Regions from separate parts of the Homo sapiens genome. Here region 1 is linked to region 2. The links are chromatin contacts, found by Hi-C in ENCODE. All regions are on one chromosome and are shown on one strand. The core of a region is the stretch at or near the end of the contact, and the rest is flanking DNA. Distances in the headings are between cores, read along the strand shown. Region 1 holds the start of MIER1 (MIER1 transcriptional regulator). Region 2 holds the start of DEPDC1-AS1 (DEPDC1 antisense RNA 1).

The links. A loop is a pair of places that touch in the nucleus more often than their neighbours do. Pooled maps may share reads with other maps.
Region 1: a pooled map shows a loop between it and region 2 (13-fold over the local background). The contact joins the promoter of MIER1 here to the promoter of DEPDC1-AS1 in region 2. A Hi-C loop is called at or near these places in 7 of 37 single-sample maps with no recorded cell type and 13 of 50 pooled maps.

What each region holds. Positions count from the first base shown.
Region 1 is chr1:66,921,802-66,926,377 of GRCh38, forward strand. MIER1 (MIER1 transcriptional regulator) reads left to right here and starts at 3,189. Exons shown (of 14, transcript NM_001077700.3): 1 at 3,189-3,294; 2 at 4,341-4,441. The coding sequence starts at 3,228. DNAI4 (dynein axonemal intermediate chain 4) reads right to left here and starts at 3,055. Exons shown (of 17, transcript NM_024763.5): 1 at 2,861-3,055. The coding sequence starts at 3,030. RefSeq lists enhancers at 2,758-2,917, 3,208-3,487 and a silencer at 3,058-3,177.
Region 2 is chr1:68,494,824-68,498,853 of GRCh38, forward strand. It overlaps DEPDC1-AS1 (DEPDC1 antisense RNA 1), which reads left to right and starts at 1,853. Exons shown (of 3, transcript NR_110671.1): 1 at 1,853-1,948. It overlaps DEPDC1 (DEP domain containing 1), which reads right to left and starts at 2,259. Exons shown (of 12, transcript NM_001114120.3): 1 at 2,129-2,259. The coding sequence starts at 2,176. RefSeq lists enhancers at 1,940-1,989, 2,100-2,159.

The DNA.
Region 1 (4,576 bases), core at 1,939-4,438, 1.6 Mb before region 2:
CAGTAGTGAACAAAACAAAAATCTCTGCCTTTTTGGAGTACTATCCTTAGGTGAAGATGGATGAATAAGCAGGTACACAATAAACTTGTAGAAATTTTTTTTTTTTTTTTTTTGAGGTGGAATCTCACTCTGTCGACCAGGCTGGAGTACAATGGCAGTGATCACGGATCACTACAACATCACCTTCCCGGTCTCAAGTAATCTTCCCACCTCAGCCTCCAAAGTAGCTAGGACTACAGGCACATGCCACCACGCCTGGCTCAATGTTTTGTAGAAATGGGGGTTTGCCATGTTGCCCAGGCTGGTTGTGGACTCCCAAGCTCAAGTAATTTGCCCACTGGTTGTGAACTCCCAAGCTCAAGCAATTTGCCCACTTCAGCCTCATAAAGTGGTGGAATTACAGGCATGAGCCACTGTGCCTGGCAGGAATAAATTTTATGGAAAAATTCAAGCAAAGGTGAGGGACTGAAGAGCTCCAAAGGTGAAGTATTATTACTTTATATGGGGTGGTAAAGGACTCTTTGACACAGTTACCTAAAGGAGGTGAGTCATGAGGTTATCTGGGGGCACAATATTCCAAAAAACTGCATATGCACAGGCTCCAAAGGGGGAATATAGTGTGTCTGATGTGTTGTGGGACAACGTGGGATGTAATTAGGCAAGAGGAAGAGTCTATAGTGAGATCCTGTGGGGCCCTGTAAAGAGTTTTACTGAGTGAAATGGAAAAAACTTGAGAAATGTTTTGAGCAGAACCACATTGATTACTACCTGGAGGGTGTTGGCAAGGAGACTATTTAGGTGGGTATCACAATGTAACACAGTGATTTACATGGGAGTGGTAGTCTGGATTTATTTGGCAGGTAGAAATGGTAAAATTTGCTTATAGAGTGAGGTATAAGATAGAAGTCAAGGGTAATCCCAAGGTTTTTCCCCTGAGTAAGTGAAAGAGTGGAATTTGCCATTTACTAAAATGAGAAAGATTGCAGTTAATTAGAAAAGACAGAAAATATTATATATTTGGTTTGAGATGTTTATTAACTTATAAGTGCAGGTGTTTTTTCTTAAAATCTGTTTTCTTGGGAGAGGTCTTAGCCAGAGATTAACATTTGTGAATCATCATTATAGGTGATATTAAAGACATCAGAGTGAAGAGGTTTATGGACTAACCCAGCAATACCAATACAGTCCTGGATCATCAACAATGAATCACATATACAATGGTGATCTGGTAGCAGAGCTGAAAAATTCCTATTGTCTAACAACGTTGTAGTTGTCACAACATTCAAGCACAAGACATTACCTTTTCTATGTTTACATACACAAATACTTAGCATTGTGTTACAATTGCCTACAGTATTCAGTACAGTAACATGCTATGCAGGTTGGTAGCCTAGAAGCAACAAATGCATTTTCATCATTATGCAAACACCATTTAGTGTACTTACACAAACCTAGATGTATAGCCTACTATAGCTTAGGTGTACAGTCTACTATACAATTGTAGCCTAGGTGTATAGTAGCCCATACATCTACGTTTGTGTAAGTACACTAGAAGATATTTGCAAAATGCTGAAATTGGCTAACAAGGTATTTCTCAGAAGGTATCACCATCGATGCATGACTGTATTTAGTTATGGTAGTGAGGAACAGATACCAGCAAAGGATCTGGGAAAGGTGAAACCATGAACCAAGACAAGAACTAGGAAGAGTGGTTTCTCAGAACCCAAATAAAGCTTTTCAAAGATCGAGAAGCGATAAACCCGACCGACACTGCTTCATTCAAAAAGAATGAAACTGTGGATCAGCCATTGTATTTGGTTGCATGGCTATTGCTGGCTTTCATAGAAGCTGTTTTGATGGAGTGGTAGGATGGACAAAAGCGTGAGTACCATATTCAAGAGAGAATGCAAGGTTCTCTCCCAAGAACTCTCAACAAGTTCCGCTGAAGAAAGATTAGCTGAGGTGGAGGAGATTGGAGAGGGGAAGAGAAAACAAATTACTTAGGGAATTTTGGGGGAACTTAGTGGGCAGCATTACGGGCAGCGCTAAGGAACCATTTAAAGTAAGACAAGTCCACACAGCTGTGTGCTTTTCTACAGTCTTGTTCAACTGCTGCATAACAACAGAATGTTGGAAGCAGGAATTAGTTTTAAAGTAAGATGGTATTGACGAGACGACAATAAAATACCTCTACTACAGAGCACAGCAATGTTCGGCCTGGTGGCTCACAGAAGCTGAGGCTCTTGAACGTCTGGGCACAGCATGAAAGCATCAAGCTTGAGAGACTGCAGGCCTTAACAAACTAGAAGTGCTAGAACGATGGTTCTAAACCAGGTCTTTTCTCACACAGCAAGCACAGCAATAGAGATTTATTTTATCTTATTTTTTAGACAGAGTCTCGCTCTGTTGCTCAGGCTCGAGTGCAACGGCACGATCTCGGCTTACTGCAACCTCCGCCTTCCGGGTTCAAGGGATTCTCCTGCCTCAGCCTCCCAAGTAGCTGGGATTACAGGCATGTGCCACCACGTCCGGCTAACTTTTTGTATTTTTAGTACAGACGGGGTTTCACCATGTTGGCCAGCCTGGACGCTAACTTCTGACCTCAGGTGATCCACCCCACTCGGCCTCCCAAAGTGCCGGGATTACAGGTGTGAGCCACCGCGCCCAGCCCAGTAGAGATTCTTTTAAAGACTGCGGTAGGTCGATAAAGGAGACATTGTGGCCTAGGAGCTTCAAGGTCTACAGACTGAACCCAGTTAGGGTAGGGCCCCTTTCCAAATCCAGAAATGGTATCTATTAATAGAAGGGCTCCCTCCGGGTCCCAGGGGGATGGACTACGGTTTTTAGCGCCGGAACTTACAACCCGAAGTTCTGCTGCTTGTGACTGCCTGCCGGAGAGACTGGCATGGTGGCGACCAGCTGGGGAGTGGTGCACCACCCCTTTTTTTGGCCGCCTCTGAAGTCCCTGTACCCCCAAGCTCCTCCGTTAGCGGCTCGGGCCGAGGCTCCGGAATGTTTGCCGGGCGTCATGGCGACGGTGGAGCCCTGGCTCAACAAGCGGCCGCGCGGTTGGCTGGCGGCACGAGGCCGAGGAGGAGGGCGGAGGCGGAGGGGAGGGCAGAGGGTTGGTGGAGCTGGAGGAAGCTCCGGACGACGACTGGAAGAAGGAGGCGGGCGGCCCGGGCCTCAGGCCCCTCCCAGGCTCTGAGTCTCCCGGCTGCAGGCGGATGGATGGGGCTTCTTCAGGCGGTGGCGGCAGCAGCGAAGGTGGCGGCGGCAGCAGCGGCAGCGGCTGTAAGTGCAGCCTCCACAAGCCATCTCTCCCCTTCTATTCCAGTTTGGGATGAGGGGCTCCTGAGGTGTCCTCAGTCCCCTTTCTCTCCTTCCCCTCCCCCACGGCAGTGTACCGCCCGGAAGACCCTTAACTTCCGGGGAGGGGCTGCCGCAGAACGCGCCTGGCTTGCTCTCCGCCGGCTGCCAAAGGCGCATGCGCAGCTTCCTCCCTCTGGCCATCGACTGCCTCCCAGCGCCGCCTTTTTGCCTTCGCGGTGGTGGCGCCGCGCTGGGAATCCGCTGCGGAGTGAGTTCGCCTCGCCCCGTTCGCTTCGGTCCCTGATCCCAGTCGGGGTGGGGCTAAGCTGACCACCCTGCTGTGGCTCCGCCTCTTTCTCCTGTATTTCCCTCACTTGTGTCCCATCCCCGGGAGGCTCTCGCTTGCACTGCAGCCTTTATGGTGAGCAGCGCCCTGGGCCAACTTGCCCTTTTCGGATGGAGTCAGGGAGGGAGGAGAGACTCGAATAGGGTATTACTGTAAGGAAACGAGGTCCTCCTAGCGCGTGGGAGGATCCCTTGGGACAGATGCCCGCCGCTCTTTACTCTTGTTCTTTCAGCTTGTAGTGGCTAGGTCCCTGGCCTGGAGCCTATCTGTGGTCCCTGCATGCTGTGTAACCTTGAGCGAGTCACTATCCCTCTCTGGGCTTCAGTTTTCCCTATTTAAAGCTTCCTCCAACGCTAGAATTCTGCATTTCTGCAGAAGAACTTATGTAATTACAAGATTGACTTGGCTATTGAGGCCGCTTCACCAAGATGACCCGGAGTTGACTGAACCTTCTTCACTTATGGGTGGAATGAGGCGACCTATTTATTGGGTCGCTTTTATTCCTTTATCATTAGTTACAAATTGCATGACTTAAGGCTCATTAAATGTTTTTCTAAAATTGTCATGGGATCCTTGTCCTGATTCCCGACCATCTTTTTAAAAATGCGAAACAGGGTGGATGGTGAGCTTGTATCATCGTTTCTGTCTCCTTGCTACTGAGGCTCTCTTTCCTTTGATCCAGATGGTGTGGTCGCTCGATTCTCCCAGTGCCTGGCTGAGTTTCGGACGTGGTTAAGAACCAACTGGTTGAGGTTCAATGCAGACAAGACGGATGTGATGCTGGTAGGCAGGGGTACACTTGGAGATTAAGGGAGGGAAAATCCAAACTCCCTCAAGTAATATAAGATTATATTACTCTTCTTATATGTTCCAGTGTTTGAGAACTGATGGGCCAAAAATTTCCAGAATTTGGGTGAG
Region 2 (4,030 bases), core at 603-3,102:
CATTCATCTTATTTGTGCCATATAAAATTTTATATCTGGCCGGGCACGGTGGCTCATGCCTGTAATCCCAGCACTTTGGGAGGCCGATGCGGGTGGATCACCGGAGGTCGGGAGTTCGAGACCAGCCTGACCAATATGGAGAAACTCCGTCTCTACTAAAAATACAAAATTAGCTGGGCATAGTGGTGCATGCCTATAATCCCAGCTACTCAGGAGGCTGAGTCAGGAGAATCACTTGAACCTGGGAGGCGGAGGTTGCGGTGAGCTGAGATTGCACCATTGCACTCTAGCCTTGGCAACAAGAGCAAAACTCAGTCTCAAAAAAAAAAAAATTATATCTTACACTGCTTTCTTTTTATTAATTCTAGTGCTGTAGTAATATTTTTATGTAATAGCTTTTTTATTAGAAGAACTTCATTGGCTGATCTAAGATCCTTATTTAAGATCCTGAGCTTATTTAAGAAATCTGGAAATAAGGAAGAACTACAATCAATAGAGAAAACATTCATCCCTGTTTTTTACCTCAATTAATATTAATGTTGGTAGCACTGTGCTTCACATTCATTATTTCACTTTAATTACCCCAATTCTATGAATAGGTACTATTAATTTCTCATTTTTCACATAAGGAAAATAAAGCAGAGAGATTAATAAAATGACCAAGGTCACACAGCTAAGTGATGAACCTAGGCATTCAAACCCAGGTGTGATTGACTCTAGAAACTGATATTGAGCTGCTCACTCTGTACTGGCCTGAGGACACAGTAATAAAAATGACAGAAAGGGACTCTGTACTAAGGGAGATTACAGAACGGCTTTCCTGAGATGCAGTACAGGGTAGTGGCTTTAAGAACAGGCTCTGGAGTTAGACTAGTAGGGCTGGTTTCCCAGCTCTAGCTCTGCCACTATTGTTTATGACTTTTTGGGCCTATCTTCAATCTCTATGCCTCAATCTCCTTAACCACAAAACAGGGACAAAAGGACCTAACGAATGGGCTTATTGGAATGATAAAATGATGTAATATATGTGAAGTACTAGTAAGCATTCAGTGCATGTTTTCTTTTTCAGCGTGCTTATACTACTTTCATCTAATGGGTTTTAAATAATGTGGCAGGACTACTGATTGAGGTTCCTTCCTGTCCTAAATTCTATCCTTCATATTGGTAAATATAGCCAATAACTTACTAAGTAGCAGAATCCATGTAAGATCGCCATACCAGGAAGATCTGAATTCTAGCTCTGCCACTTGCTGTTGATGTGACTCTAGAGGGCATTTAACGTCTGTGAGCCTCAGTGTGCACCTGATAAAGTAGGGCTAATAATACATGCTCGTCTGAAGGGCATTCCTAAGAGGAAAATGCTTGTTATTCTGCAGATCACAACACACTTTAAAAAACAGCATCCTCCTGGGAAACCCCTTAAGGCAAGCATGTATTAGTAACCTTTACCAATGTGGAAACAGGCTCACAGAAGGTAGGGGACTCACCTAACGTCACATAACCAGCACCACAGTATCCTATAGAACCGAAGACCCAACTGCACAAAACGCGTTAGGAGTGCTGTACGTGCAATTCAGGGACCACCAGCAGTGGTTACTGATGGGTACTCAGAAATACCGTTTTGAAACAGGCAGCTGTTATCCTAGTGCTATTCGGCCGATACATCCTGCGTTAAATTCTATGGGTTCAATAAACAAAATTGCCACATTCGGGCTTGCCCCCCACCTAACCCTACAAAGCTTTGGACCTCATTCCCAATTGTTCCCTAATTCTGAGGCGGGTAGAAAATCAGGCGAGGTGAGCGGCCAAATCGGAATATTCTAAGACGCCCCCACGGGACGCCGGCCACACCAGGCACAGGAGTCGCTCCTCATAGCGAGTCTGGTGCGGCCTACGCGCGGCGCTTCCTTTCGGACCTGAGGCCCAGACCCTCAAAATAGAGGGAGCGGTGAGTCTGGCAAGGGTTGCATACCCGCTACTTCTCCTCGCCAGCCTTTTCACTGAACCTAGGGATCCTGGGACTCATCCCTCCGACCGAGGTAAAACTGCGAACGGTCGAGGTAAAACTGCGAACAGTGGTGACTGCCGTCAGCCCGCTGACCGGTCCCGTCTATCCGAGCTGTCTTACCAGCTTGGTGGCCCGATAAGGCCCGGGAGGCACACCCTGACTCTCCATAGGTCTGTCAGCGCCCGGTGGCGTCCATGGCGGCGAAGGCGACACTCAGGCCCAGCGGCCGCGGCAGTGGCGAGTCTCGGCACAACCGTTGGCCCCGCCGCCGATTTGAATAGCATAGAGGGCTGCGCGGATTGGCCGCGCCGCGGGTCACGTGACGCCACAGCCAGGCTCGGGAAGGAGTCGGCGAGGGCCGCTCGGCTGCGTCCTGGGGCTCCAGTAGCTGGCGCGGGCTGGGGTGGGCTGGGCTGGCCTGGGACCGCCTCGATGGGACAGGCTCGGGTTTCCCTGGCGCTGTTTCTCCCTCCTGCGGTCTACGGCGAGGCGGAGTCACAGAGTCCTGTTTTCGTGCTCAGAGGGGATGAGCTCTTTAGTTCCAAACGAAATTATTTGGAGTCCAGCCTTTGGTTTAAGGGAATTTGAAATTTGAAAAGACAAGAAAATACGGTTTTTCTGCCTGGCCCTACAGGATCTTCAGCAGTTAGCTTAGAAGGCAAAGCAACCTGATGGATATGTGTCGCAGTTTCTCTCTCTGCTGCCTATCCTCTCTCTCAGCAGGTGCCATGATTCTCTGAAGTGCTAAAATCTAGGTTCAGAACCCCCTAATTGTGCAGTAAAATGGATCATTCAGAACCCCCCAGTTGGGTAATAAAATGGATTATAGGTAGTCTTTCTTAAGTACATACAATGTGGGGCTTGGGAAAGGTTGTGTACAACTTGTCAAATTGCTTCCCTTAAACTCTACCACTGTATAAGAATGTTGGTTATGTTTGGATCGTGATTATACACTTAAAATTTCACTAGGATCTTAGAAAATAAATCTTCAACAGAAGTCAATTTTCAAATGACAAAAACTACATTCCGAGAGTTGAAGAGACTTACTCAGTCTTAGGTCTCCTTGGCAAAGCACAGACTTCATGCTTTTAATAAATACCCTGTCACCAGTCTGAAACTATCTGATGCTAAGAATCCCTTAGTAAAGTGGGAGATTGCTTGAGTGATTTGAAGCTGTGGAAGAATTCACTTGGAAATTAAATAGCAGTTTAAGAGGATAGGATGCAGTAAAAAGAAGAGATAAAGAAAAATGTTCAGGGAGTGGTAGTGTAGGTCTGTGGAGTTTTCCTTAATTTGGGCAGAAGCACATCTATTTTCTACCAGGACCAGTGGGTAGGAATTTTCAAAAACATACTTGGTAAACAGGAACAATCTACTCAATTTTCCACTTATGTTAAGGAAAAGTAAAATGATTGATGTTACAAAATAATGTTAACTGTTTCTTACCTGGCTTTATGATACATTGTCCCAGGATTTTCGTTTTTCTTTTCTTTTTCCTTTCAGAAGGAAATGGAGATGAGACTGTGGAAGCCAAAATTTATTTTTGCCCAGCTCCCCAAGTTGAAAATCATCTCACATACAGCCTTTGATATAGGTAGCCACAGCTTAATAGTACCTTAATAATCCACTGTGGCTGTGGATTCACTCTGCACCATCCACTTTCACATTTATAGTGTCTTTAGATGATAAAATATTTAAAAGTTAGGTTTTTGTTAAATGTGAGTGGTCTGAGTTTCTTTAAGGTAACTTTACATACCTTTGCTCTTAACAATTATTCATTGATTGCATAGTTTAAATCTTGGAAGTCATTTTATTTCCTCTCATTACCAATTCTGCGAGAGTCACTTTATCATCCTTTTCCTAATTCTCCTACATTAGAATTTCTCAGAGTGGGTTAAAAACTACATGTTTTAGAATTTCCTGCAATACCTGTTAAAATGCTGATTCCTGGGATTCCCCAAATCCTGATTGGGGTGTATGTATATATGTGTATGTATGTGTGTGTGTGTGTGTTTGTCATGG